Linked DNA regions of Mus musculus: region 1 is linked to region 2. The links are chromatin contacts, found by POLR2A ChIA-PET in ENCODE. All regions are on one chromosome and are shown on one strand. The core of a region is the stretch at or near the end of the contact, and the rest is flanking DNA. Distances in the headings are between cores, read along the strand shown.

The links. ChIA-PET counts read pairs that join two places held with the same protein, here RNA polymerase II (POLR2A).
Region 1: POLR2A ChIA-PET joins it to region 2 with 11 read pairs in Patski. The contact joins the promoter of Zfp609 here to the promoter of Rbpms2 in region 2. POLR2A ChIA-PET finds 5 or more read pairs at or near these places in 2 of 5 experiments (Patski and embryonic stem cell).

Annotation. Positions count from the first base shown.
Region 1 is chr9:65,825,362-65,831,484 of GRCm38, reverse strand. Zfp609 (zinc finger protein 609) reads left to right here and starts at 3,921. Exons shown (of 10, transcript NM_172536.3): 1 at 3,921-4,019. Trip4 (thyroid hormone receptor interactor 4) reads left to right here. Exons shown (of 14, transcript NM_001357872.1): 14 at 1-2,558.
Region 2 is chr9:65,627,022-65,633,591 of GRCm38, reverse strand. Rbpms2 (RNA binding protein with multiple splicing 2) reads right to left here and starts at 3,010. Exons shown (of 8, transcript NM_028030.3): 1 at 2,695-3,010. The coding sequence starts at 2,763.

The sequences.
Region 1 (6,123 bases), core at 2,672-5,171, 200 kb before region 2:
CATGGCAGTGGTAGTATAAGGTCTCTCTTCTGTTTGCTGAGACACAAGGGAGGAAGTGTGGGAGAAGTTTGCGGGTAGATGGCCCTCAGTTGCTCACTGATGAATAGTATACTTTAAAGTCAGATGGAAATTCTTAGTAGCCTGAGTTCAAGCTTGTCCAAGAATAGCTTGTTAGTGTATTATGACACTTCACTCTGACCCTGTTACTCTGGGGCAGTTTCGCCTAAGAAAGTTCTGAATTTCCGAGATGCCTTTTTGTTGTAGCTTCTGTGTTCCCTTTTGAATGACTGAATTAAGATGCCATTAATTCATACAGTAAAGGAATTGGCTTTTTCTTTTTGTTTTTCCCAGACAAGACTCAGTTTCCTTTGTATGAGCTCACAGTAGGGAATGATGGAAACTATGGGCTTTGTCAGCGTTGATGAGACCTTATCTTTAGTGAAGTGTTTAGAATAGATTAAGAATTTGGCCAGATGTGATAGTATACACCTTAATCCCAGCACTGGGGAGGCTGATCTCTTACTATCTCTTATATAGTAAGTCCCTATCACAAAGGAGAACATAAAAAGAATTTGGGTTTTTGTTGCTTCTTTAGCTAATACAGAACTAAGATAATAAAGAACTAAGTGTCCTATCTTTTCTTTTTAAACTGAAATTTTAGTGTAAACCTATTTTCCCCCTAGCATGTAAATGTGAGACACTACAGAGATTAGTTTTACAAATAAGTATAGCTATGGACTTATATGATTATGACATTTAATTTTTTTCCATTTTAATTACTGTCTCTCCTATAACCCATTCATGTGGTGGCCATTTAATTTAGAAGATTTGTTTAATGTTGTGTGGGGCCTAGCCAAGATTAGATGGCATGGGGCTGTTCACTTGACCAGCTCAGCTACTAAACTAGAGAAATCAGCTAACTTCAGTTTGTTAGGCTGGGAGGAGGGAAGGCAATCCAGAGAGAAAGGATATTTTCTTCCTTGCGATTCAAATAGCAAGCACACATCTGCTATTCTCAGTGTCTGTGAATGTGTTTGGGAGGAGGTGATCCACATGGAAGGCTCCAACAGCAACAAGGGATCCATGCAGCCTGCAGAGAGCTTTTCTACTTTTCGCCTGTAGAGGAAAAAGAACAGTACCATCCTACGTCACAATGAACTTGGATAAACGTCCATTTGCATGTGTGAATACAATGTGGCTTCATTCAGGAGATGAAATGTAAATTGATCAGATGTTGAATTTCAGTTGTGAAAATGGGAAAACCCAGAAAGAAATCCCAGTAAAAAAATACCAGAGATTGGAGTCAGGGAAAAAGGAGGGTGCAGGGGTGGGGTGGGGTGGTGGGGGAGGTGCCTAAATCCACAGATGTGTCAGAAAAGAAGACCTGGGCATGAAGAGAAAAGCACATCACTGCGTAAGACTTCAGAAGAGTCTAGTCAGGCATGGTGGTTGTATGCCTTTAGTCCTAGCATTTGGGAGGCAGAAGCAGGTGGATCTCTAGGGTAGTGCTGCCTAATATGGTAACCACTGGCCACATGCTGTTTAAATATGAATTAATATTTAAAAAGCCGGGCGTGGTGGCGCACGCCTTTAATCCCAGCACTCGAGAGGCAGAGGCAGGCGGATTTCTGAGTTCAAGGCCAGCCTGGTCTACAAAGTGAGTTCCAGGACAGCCAGGGCTATACAGAAAAACCCTGTCTCGAAAAACCAAAAAAAAAAAAAAAAAAAAAAAAAAAAAAAAAGAATTAAAATTTAAGTAAAGACTCAGTTCTTCAGTCATCCTACCTTGAGTGCCCTAGTAGCTCATATGTGGCTAGAGACTTCTGAACAGCAGGGGGCAGGGGTTAGCAAAGTCATTCCAATTCCATAAGGGTCAGACAGCAAATGGCTTTGGTTTTATAAACCATTCAGCTGTGCTGTGGTACTGCAAATACACCCATAGATAATGTGAGCAAGAAAGCTTGGCTACAGCCAGGGAAACTGTTTGTAGACACTTTTTTGAGACAGTCTGTGTAACCCAGTTCAAGCCCAGGCCTAGCCTTAAGTTTTAGATCTCTAGCGTCAAGCTCCCAAGTGCTGGAGTCTGTACCACCACACCAGATTCTTATAACTTTTGTGTTGTAAAATATCTTCTTTTATTTAAATATTGTTAAAATGTAAAAATTAGTTTTTAACTTACAGGATTTACCAAAACGTGGTAGTGAATCTGATTTGTTCTTTGGGCTACTAGTTTGCCAATTCTTGCTCTCGAGATACAAGAAGTCAAAACTTGAGATTCTCTTACTGTCTTATACATTAGATCCTTGTCTTTAGTCAGAGTCAGCTAACTGTGATTAAAAGCTAAGTAGAACTGTTTCCTTGTCCCCTAACTGTTTTAGTCTAGTGCTACAATGTTTAACCCTTCATTAAATCACAGAGATATGGAACACTAAACCCTGTTTTTCCTTTCTGTTTAAGCCCTCATTTTGTAATATAGAGTATAGATTGGTAAGTTGGCCGCCACTCTGAGTCATCAGTTCTGTCCCTTTACTATCCAATAAAACTATCTATGGACCAAGAGGGAATTACTTTTTCCTAGACTAGATGGGCTTGGGCTTAGCGTTCATCTTTAAGCTGTCAGCTCTCCCACCCTCCTTTTCTTTCTGTGAAGATAGCAAAGTTATGACTCACTCGATCTCTAAGTCACATGCTACTGTGAATGGCACCAGTGAAGAGTGCCCTTAGGATAAGAGAATAAAGGTAACTGCATAGCTGAATAAAATGGTCTCAGACACAGGAAGGGCATGATGGGGGTTCTTGAGAATTGGATAAACATTGGTTTGCTATGGTAGGAGGTGGAAGTCTTAGGTCATGAAGCAGTTTCGTAAGCAACTGGTGGGAGGGCTCAATTTCACAAGAACAGAATGTCTGCTGTGTAGATGGTGTGCTGGGCAACCTTAAGATAGGTAACAGATTTAAAAGTCACAATCTATAGTGACAGAATGGTGAGATGGAGTGCAGAAACGGGCTCAAGGTTAAAAAGCAGTAAGATTTAGTGATACTGGATGTTGAGGTGGAAAGGGACACAGGTACTCTAGAGGAAAACAAACGATAATCAAAGAAAAACTGAAGACATTGAATAAAAAAGGAGTTTGAGGGCCAGTGAGATGGCTCAGTGGGTAAAGATGCGCGCTGCTAAGCCTAAGGATCTAAGTTTGATCCCTAAAACCAAATGGTGGAGGGAACGACTCCTGCAAATTGTCGGCTGACCTGCAAACGTGCGCCACGACACGTGTCCTGTCCCCCCCAACCCCCACCCTAAATTCTTTACTTAAAATAGTTTGCCGAACTAAGCGGCAAAATGGATGAGACAGTTAAGAGCTGTGCACTTGTCTTCTGTTCTTTGTAGAAAGGTTCATGTTCAGATCCCATGATCTTTCCTCTTTCCACGATAGAAAACATCTGTATTTAAGAGCTAACGCTTCTCCAGAGACTTTTCGGTGAGAAGTCTTATCCAGCCAGGAATCTGCACGAGGAGAGAGCATTGGGTTCAAACTGTCCAGCCCGGTCTTCTGAGCTTATCTTAGTTTCGACCCGCCCGCCAGGTTTTCCAGCATTCTTTTCTCAGGGCTCGCAGCTACCGCGCATTTAGAGACCCAGGACTTAGCTCCTGCATCCAGGTTCCGGGTTTCCTCGTGCACTCGCCCGCTCCAGACTCCATAGCGCACGGAATCCGGATCCGAGAGCACGAGAATCCAGTGTCCAGGTCTTCCAGGCTGCCCTGGTTGTCCCGGATCGCGGCGGCGGCGGCGGCGGTGGCGGCGGCGGCGGCGGCGGCGGCGGCAGCTGAGGGACCCGCAGCCCCGGACACAGCGGCCCCGGCCAGGCGGGGCGGAGCGGCGCGGGGAGGGGCGGAGAGCCGGGGCGGGGAGGGGGAGGGGCCGCGGCCCAGATGGCGGCCCGGGACGCGTAGCAGTGGTGGCTCTGCGGCCCGGGGCCCCGGGCGGGCGGAGGTGGCGGCTCCCGGGACCGGCCGCGCGGTGAGTCTAAGCTTTGTGTGGAGCCGGGGCTGGGAGGGGGAGGCGACTCTGGGGGAGGCCCGGCGCCGAGGGGCGCGGAGGGCGCCGGAGCAGCGGCGCCCGGCGGAGGAAGTGGGGGTTGGGGGGGCCGGGGCGGAGCGAGGGGAAGGTGTGTGCGGGGAAAGCGGGGTCGTTGCGTGGGTGGGGGAGGGGGCCTGAGGTGAAGTTCAAAGCATGGCCCGGGCGGTTCGGGCTGAGGGTGGCGGTGCCCGGGATAGTCTCTGATTTGGCCAGGTGGTAGGGGCAGGCCAGAGAGTTTTCGGAGGCTCTGCCGAGGGAGCCCCGGGGCGACTGGGGCTCGTTAGGGACTCAGGGGAGCGTCGGGAGCGGAGGGTTGAAAGCAGGACGTGTGCGCGACCCGGGAAAGGAGAGCAAGGTGGCTGGGAGCGTGCAGGCAGTAGGTTGTGGGTGTGTGCGCCTTTCCAGTCTTAGGTCACATTTTACTCCTGTCCTTTTCTTCAAGATGGAGGGATCCCTAGGCCTGGACTTTAAACTGCTGTCCCTGTATCCCCGGGAGGGTTTGAGACCCTGTCCTGTTTGGAAACCCCATGCTGCCCTCTTTTCCCTTTATGTGTAATTACGGTTGGATCATCTCTCTGCTTGGTTCAGATTCTCCTTCCTCCCTCTGGGGCTGAGGAGGAGGAGACACATCTGACCAATTAATGTGTGTTTGTGAAACAGGCAGCGGCAAACAGTCATTTCGGCTTCTAGGAATTAGGCTCACACAGGGTGGAGAGAGCAGAGCCCTTCAGGGGGAATATTTCTGAACAAATCACAGATGATTAAATTCTCTCAGAAACCGCTTCCTACCTAAATGAGAGTGGGAAAGATGGGGGAGAAAGCCTGTCTGTTTCCAGCCATGTGTCCAGAGCCCCAGGGGTTGAGGAGAGTCCCTAAGCCCCCACAGGCCTCTCTTTTCTGTATTAGGCTTTGCTCTGCAGCCTTGAGTTAATTTCACCCCTGCTGCTTTGTCTTGGGGGAGGGAGTGCTGGTTTAGGCTGTTGTGAGAGATGACTGTTCTGCTGCCACACAATAGTCGTGTCATTTTATCGGGAGTGCTACCCCAGGGCTGAGAACTGTTGCAGCAGAGATAAACCGGTCCCTCTCACTCGCCTATTGTGTACACAGTGAAGGTCATAGGTTCAAGTCTTGTCTGAGAGCTTTGGATATGCTCCATCTCCCAGGCTCCTCAGTGCCATTTTCTTCCTTTTCCAGACTGGGGCTTGCCATTGGAAGAGGCCAGACAGAAAGGCTCTTCTTTTTGAGTGAGGAACAATGCAGGGCTCACTGGCACACATTTTTCAGAAGAATAGAGGATGCCAGCCATGTTGTGCCTGCCTCTGGTTAGCCTGTAACTAAGTTGTGAAGGAATAGCGTCTGGGACACGCCACCCTCATGCTTTGTGGCAGACCTTTGAGGAAGGTGACTGTGAAGAAGGTTCTGTACTTGCATAAAACATTGTATTTAAATGTCTCTGTATAGAAATGGGAGTCTCCTGCAGTTATTTTTGTTTGTTCTCTTAGGAACACCACTAAAGGCCTGTATATGAGTAAGATAGGGGAGTCCAGGACCAAGTGCCCCCTCCCCCAATAGGGACTCATTAGTTGCCCAGGCTGGTCTCTAACTCAAAATCATTCCTGGGCAGTGCTAGCAATTACAGGCATGCACCTATGCCCTGCACCCTGTTCCCTTTTTAAATGGTGACTTCCTGGTGAATAATTACATAATAATAACAACAACAAAAAGCTGCTCAATTTGCCCAAGACAAGTTTTGAAAACAAAACTTGCCTTTTATAATTCAGTATTTAATGAGAGAAGATGATTCAGGTATTATGGAGAGAAATTTGCCACAGAGAGGAACTGCTAAAAATCTTTTGGATCTGGTATTAGAGAAGGATAGGAAGAATCAGGTCCTTGACTGTGTTATGAAAGTCTCCAAGCAGTATTTTGGTACCATTAAGTCTCTCACATCAATTACATATATAATCAATTATAGCTAATGTAATTGTATTACAAGTGTAATTACAAATGTAACAATTACCTATAGATAGGACTAGAAAAGATG
Region 2 (6,570 bases), core at 1,761-4,260:
CCTCATCTCAGGGAGAGCTAACCTCTAACTTCCTAGTGTCACTATGGTAGACACAACCACCACTACCCAGCAAGTCCTCCTCACTCCCCACCCCGGCCTGCAATCCTTTCATCTATGTTCCAGAGAAGGAACCTGAGATTCATAATATAGGACGAACCCTCCTGGGGAGAGCAGGAGGCAAGCAAGGAAACCTGATTATACAAAGCAGTTCAAGTTGATGCAGGGATTCATTCCTCCTAGAACTTAGAAAATACATCTCTCCTGCAACCTGGTATTCTTAGGAATTGAGGTGTTAAAGGTATACTGTAGCCTTTACTTCTCTAGGCCTGTTATAGCTAATCAATAGATGATTGGGAAGGGCCAGTTTCAGTCACAGCAGTAAATCAACAATGTTAACAGTATTTTCTGGATGACGGTGCTTAGGGATTGTAAAACTGACTGCCTGAGACCACCTAAACTAAAGGAGAGAAGCTCCAGCTAAGCAACCAGAAAGAAACGGAGCTGAGAGTTCTTGGGCTATTGATCAAAACACTGTTAAGGGAAGCGACGACTCCTATTCCCACCAGACAAGAGCAGACATGGGGAGATCCCCATGCCCTCAGTTTTCCACTTTCAACTACATTTTAATTTGTTTTTATGTGGTCGTCGTGGTAAATGAGTGCCAGGGTGCACTGTGGGGGCTAGAGGACAACTTCCAAGAATTAGTCCTCTCCCTCTCCCTTCCCCCCCCCCCCATGTGGATTCCACAGATCAGACAGTCAAGCTTAGTAGCAAATACCCGGTTAGTTATTTTACCAGTTCTATTTTATCTTTCAGTACGAAATGCCTCATAAGTTTTTGTGTCACCTTTAACAGAGCCCATGCTAATCTATCTTGTATTTTTATTTTAGTGTACATGCTACCCAAATAAGGACCTACTGCTTAGAACTCTTGCTAAATACTAAATTTAAGCCCATGTCCCTCTACGGGTACCACTCAGAACTCTCTGAATCACCAAGGCCTATCACCAGTCCTTAGGGGAAAGAGCAGTGGCTCTACTTTTTGAATACCCTGCCCTCTCTCCCAGAAAGACAATTTTTAAAAGTAGCCAGGCCCCACACACTTTTTCCAACTCTTCCCTGTGACCATATGGCTAGTTCCCTTCCCCAGACAGAACAGAACAGGTCTGAGGATCTGGTCAGCCTTTCATTAAGTGTGAAGTCCCTGCTGAGGGCCAACCTTTTAAAAGATGCATAATTTGGGGGTCCTGGAACAGCTTCAGGAAGCACTTGCCCTCCCCGAAATTTCAGCACAAGGGGGTGGGGAAACAAGCAGAGATCACAGACACAACAGCAAACAACACACTCCTCACTTCCAACTCTCAGAGGAGACTCTAAAAACCATTTAGATCAGGATGGGGTGAAGGGCCCCAAAGGTTCAAAGAGGACAAAGCCAACAGTAACCAAGACCAGCTACCACTCACTCCAGAGCTACTAGTAGAGACCTCAGGAGCGGTCTCCCCCCTTCCATTTTCCATCGTTTGAGTGAATCATTGCATATAATTCCCTGCCTCCTTGTTCCAGGATCCAAACCTAGATTATCAAGATGTCTCAAGATGTCATGCCACTGGTGCACTGAAGCTGGTAGCAGGCCTCTTGCTGGCCCAGCCCAACAGTGGGTCATTCTGCACCAACTCATTAGCACAACCAGTAAGAAACATCAGGGCCTCTGCGGTTTCTACCCCAGACCAAGGGGAAGGGCCCTAGGGCTGGATAACTGGCCCTTGGTTTCCTGGGCAAAAGTATGCCAGGGCGGGGCAGGAAGGGTCTCTCAGCCCTGGAGTGACACAGCATACGTTAAAGAGCTCCCTAGGAGCCTAGAACCCATAGTAGTTGAGCCGGCCTGCCTAGTTTCCACTCGAAGTTACCTTAAAGGTTTTTTATCCCCCACAAGTACGTCGTCCTCACCAGGCGATAAAACCACGAGCAGTGATGATTCCTTGACGCGGTCTCATAACCTCTTTTTCTGCATAGGGCAGCTGGACAAGATTATGTCACCTCTCCTTGGAAGATCCCACCCTGGCCAGTGTGGGGTACTGGCTTGGCTACTAGGTCAAAGGGCGAGAACAGGGGATACTCAAGGCTTCTAACTTCTCTCTTTTCCGACTTTAATTAAATTGCCGGCTCAACTCTCTGAAGAAGCCCAAGTTCTGAGACAGGGCGAAAAGCCCGCCTGCCCACTGAGACCACAGCTCTAACCTAAGCGCAGGGCAGCCGGCCAGGCCTCCAAGGTCACGGGGAGGGGGCGAGGTGGAAAGGCTGGAGGGTGAGCCAGCTTCCCGCACCCACCGGGATAATCCCTCTCAGCTCCTTACAGTCGGGGCGGAGGTCCAGGCCACCCAGGAGGCGCGCCTCAGGCGAAGCGTAAGCCCCACCGGGCTTGGGGAAGGAGGGCAGCGGGAGTAGGACCTCCGCGGCGCCCCGAGCCCACCACGGGGACGCGCGCCCTCCTCGAGCCCCGGAGGGCGGGGAGACAATGCCGGCCCCGCCGGGCTAGTTCAGGCCGCACGCCTCCGCCCGCTGGACATGGGCTGCTCCTCCCCAGGGCGAAGGGCAGCGGAGGGAAGGCGCCAGGAGCGGTGGCCCGCAGGACCTCGCGCCGCCCGCGGCCCCGCGTGCACCTCACGCGCGCCGGCTCCCGCGGCCGCACACCCACCTCCTCCTCCAGCGGGCTGCCGGTGCCCGCGCCCGTGCAGTGCTCGACGTCCGGCTTCAGGTTGCTCATGGTGAGGGGGGACGCGGAGAGGGAAGCGGGACGCTCTGTCCCGTGGTGGGCAGGGGCACGGCGAGCCGTGCGCCCCCGAGGAGAGTGCGAGCTGGTGAGGAAAGCGGCTGCTGCCGCGTCAGGCTACGGAGAAAGGAAAGGGGGGGGGGATCACATTAAGTTTGGCGGGTGCGGGAGGCGGCCGGAGGGGCAAGGCACCGGGAACCCGAGGGAGCGGAGCCCGTGCGGCCACCGCCTCCGGCTTTTCAGGGCGGCCCGCGAGTGCGCTCGCGGCGGCGGGGGGCGGGCGCCGGAGGAGGGGGCGGGCGCCGGAACCGGCCTCAGCTGGGGCCCGGCCCGCCCCTCCCCCGCCCCGCCCCCGCCCCGCGCGCGGTCTCCGGGGGAACGCGCAGCCAATCCCCGCAGCCCAGTGCGGGCTCGCCCCGGCCCCGGCCCGGTCCCCAGCCCCGGCCCGGGCCGCGACGCTCCGGCCTTTCTGCCTTCCTTGGCTCCGGCGTTTTCCCGACTCCGCTTCCTTGGTCGACCCCCACCCCCTTCTCCCTTTCTCTCCCCGACTCGGCTCCCTTGCACCCCACCGTTCCCTTCTCCCAGACAAGTTTTTTAAACTTTGATGAACTCTCTCAGAGAACTTTTCTTAAAGGAGCCGCGCGGGCTTGGGTGGAGCTTGAGGTGACCCGCACGTTGCATCCCCAGCCAGGGCGAGGGCGGCGGCGGCGGCAGCGGGGCTCCCGGTTTCATGCCCAGATGTGGAGGTGTAGGCTGTCGCGAGCACATCGTTCGCCCCGAATTCCTGTCGGGTCCGGGCCAGCGGTTCTCTTCGCGCGAAGCAGCCGGGGACCGGGTTTTGGGGGTGAAGGCGAGGAAGGGGTAGGGCGGCAAACACCTGATCTTGAGCAAGTCACCGAGAGTTTTTTTTTTTTTTTTTTTTTTGGCTGAGTGACCTTGAGGAAATCACTTCCCCTATCTGGCCAGAGGATTCCAGCCCAGTTGGTGGGGATTAGAATACAAATTCTTTCCTCACTCTCACAACCTCCGTCACCTCAAAAGAGGAGGTGAAGGAAGCCCAATCCTTTTTAACTTCAGGAAGGGGGGGTACCTCGACTAACCTAGAAGGTTCCGTTCGTTACCTCCACCCCGCTTTTAAGACTTCTCACGGCTCGTTCTTTTTCCGCTCCAATTCCGAACCCCAGGGTGGGGGAGGGAAGAGCCGGCTGACGCCTAGGGCGGGGTCGCCTAGACTCCCACCCAGTGGTGGCGGGGGGGGGGGGGGGGGGCGGCCTCAGGGCCGGATTTTCCCCCAGGCCGAATAAATGCTGACCAGGACGTCTCCTGCCAGCAGCCTGTAAAAAACCGGCACCTACCTGAAGTCGCACTGGAAGAGTAGCGGCCCTGACTGCCCTGCGGAGCCGCCAGAGCACTGGGGTTCTTTCGTGCGCCCCTGCCCATGGGTTCCTTTATGTGCACTGAGACATCCCAGCCGCAGTCCCCGATAATCCTTGAGCAGCCATAGCTGAGAGGAGAGCGGATTGGGCTCGGCTCAGGTGTCTCCCGGTGGGATCTACTGCCCCGACTCAAAGCACGGAACTTAAGTCTTGGTAGCGGGATTCGGGGCGTGAGGCCGCGCTCAGAGGCGGTCCAGGTGAAAAAAAGTCTTGGTTTGCAGCCCCCTTACCAGTTAGGAACCTTGACCTTGGGCATTGGCTTAGTCCCTGGGGACTTCCCTGTGCGGACCTGCCAAATAGAGTTAGCTCCATCATGCGTGAGAGCTGTGCTGTGACTCCCTGATAACTTGTCATCTCACGGATAAGTAAATGGAGGTTTTGCCAATGATATGTTCACCCATTTGGGAAGTAATTGTTGAACCCCTACTGTGACCCGGGCCTGTGTACTTGACTATACTTATTTATTGGTAACACAGAATTGCCACTACACACACTAGTGCTAATGCTTGGGTCAGGCCCTGCTTTCTGCAAGAGTCAGGCACTGATAATCCGAGGTTAGGTGCTACACTTTCCCAGAGTTTTAAGGTTCTTCCAGCTTCCAGCATCTCCAGGTGTTTTCAATCTTGTGCGTCCTCAGATACCTCTACCACACTTTCCCCTCCTGCAAATCTTCCTATAAGTCTCGCGAAGTCTTCTTCCTTTGCCAAAGAGGAATTCCCCCTTCTCCCTCCCTCCTTCCCTCCTTTTAGGATCCTGCTGTAGAAGTCTGCTGTAGGGCTGGAGAGATGGCTCAGTGGTTAAGAGCACTGACTGCTCTTCCAATAAATAAATCTGAAGAAGAAGAAGGAGAAGGAGAAGGAGAAGGAGAAGGAGAAGGAGAAGGAGAAGGAGAAGGAGAAGGAGAAGGAGAAGAAGAAGAAGAAGAAGAAGAAGAAGAAGAAGAAGAAGAAGAAGAAGAAGAAGAAGAAGAAGAAGAAGAAAGAAGAAGAAGAAGTCGTCTGCTGTAGCTTTTCCAGGGGAGAAACCCAGTCAGTTTTCTAAACTTAGGTAACCCCTATAGGGTTGATTTGAACTTTTCTTTTTTAAATTTATTTTTTTTATGAGTATACTATACCTGTCTTTAGACACACCAGAAGTGGGCATCAGATCCCATTACAGATGGTTGTGAGCCACCATGTGGTTGCTGGGAATTGAGCTCAGAACCTCTGGAAGAGCAGTCAGTGCTCTTAACCACTGAGCCATCTCTCCAGCCCCCGATTTTAACTTTTCTAATCCAGAGGGGCATCTTGTAGTTAAGGACTCTGTCTTATAGATGAGGAAGCTGAGACCCAAAGAAGTGACAGATGAGGCAGGGACCTCCTTGGGCCCCCATGGCTGCATTTGTCACTTTAGGAAATTATCAATTCAGTTAGAAAGTAATACTTTTCTAATGCTAATACTTTGTAAATACTGAAAAATACCTAGTGGTGAACAGTCCAGCTGCCTGATTCACAAGATTATTAAATTCTTCTAGTCCTTTTTCTATGCATACTTTAAAACCAAGATTACACTCTGTTCTGAACATATACTTAACTTTTCTTTTTCTTTTCTTTTTTTTTTCTTTTTTTCTTTTGGTTTTTTTTCGAGACAGTGTTTCTCTGTGTAGCCCTGGCTGTTCTAAAACTCACTCTGTAGACCAGGCTAGCCTTGAACTCAGAAATTTACCTGCCTTTGCCTCATGAGTGCTGGGATTAAAGGCGTGCACCACCATGCCCATGTACACACCATGCGGTGGTGTACATTTTTAATCCCAGCACTCGGGAAGCAGAGGCAAGCAGATGCCTGTGAGTTCAAGACCAGCCTGATCTATAGAGGGAACTCCAGGACAGCCAGGGCTTCACAGAAAAACCTTGTCTCAACTAAAAAACACCCCTCTCCTTTTATTTTACGTAGTGTATGTGCCTGAGTATGTGTAGTGCACCACCTGCACGTATGTATGTCCTCACAGAAGTGGGAGGACATCAAGAGTTCTTGGAATCTAGAGTCCTCTGGAAGAACAACAGCTGCTCTTAACTGCTGAGCCATCTTTCTAGACCCATAGATAAGTAACAGTTTTTATGGGGATTCATGTGTATGTGGAGGGAGTGAGTAGGTGATGTGCCTGTGTGCATGTGGAGGCCAAAACAACACATCCAGTCTCTCTCACTCAGCCTCTTGTTGCCATGCTTCAGACGGAAGCTCTGCTCTTCTGCTAGGCTAACAAATTCTCAGAATCTACCTTGTCTGTTCCAAAAGCCTGCTTTACATATATGCTGAGGATTTGAACTTGTAGAGCAAGGCTCTGATCCACTGAGCCGTTTCCCCAGAACCATAAAGATTCTTAATG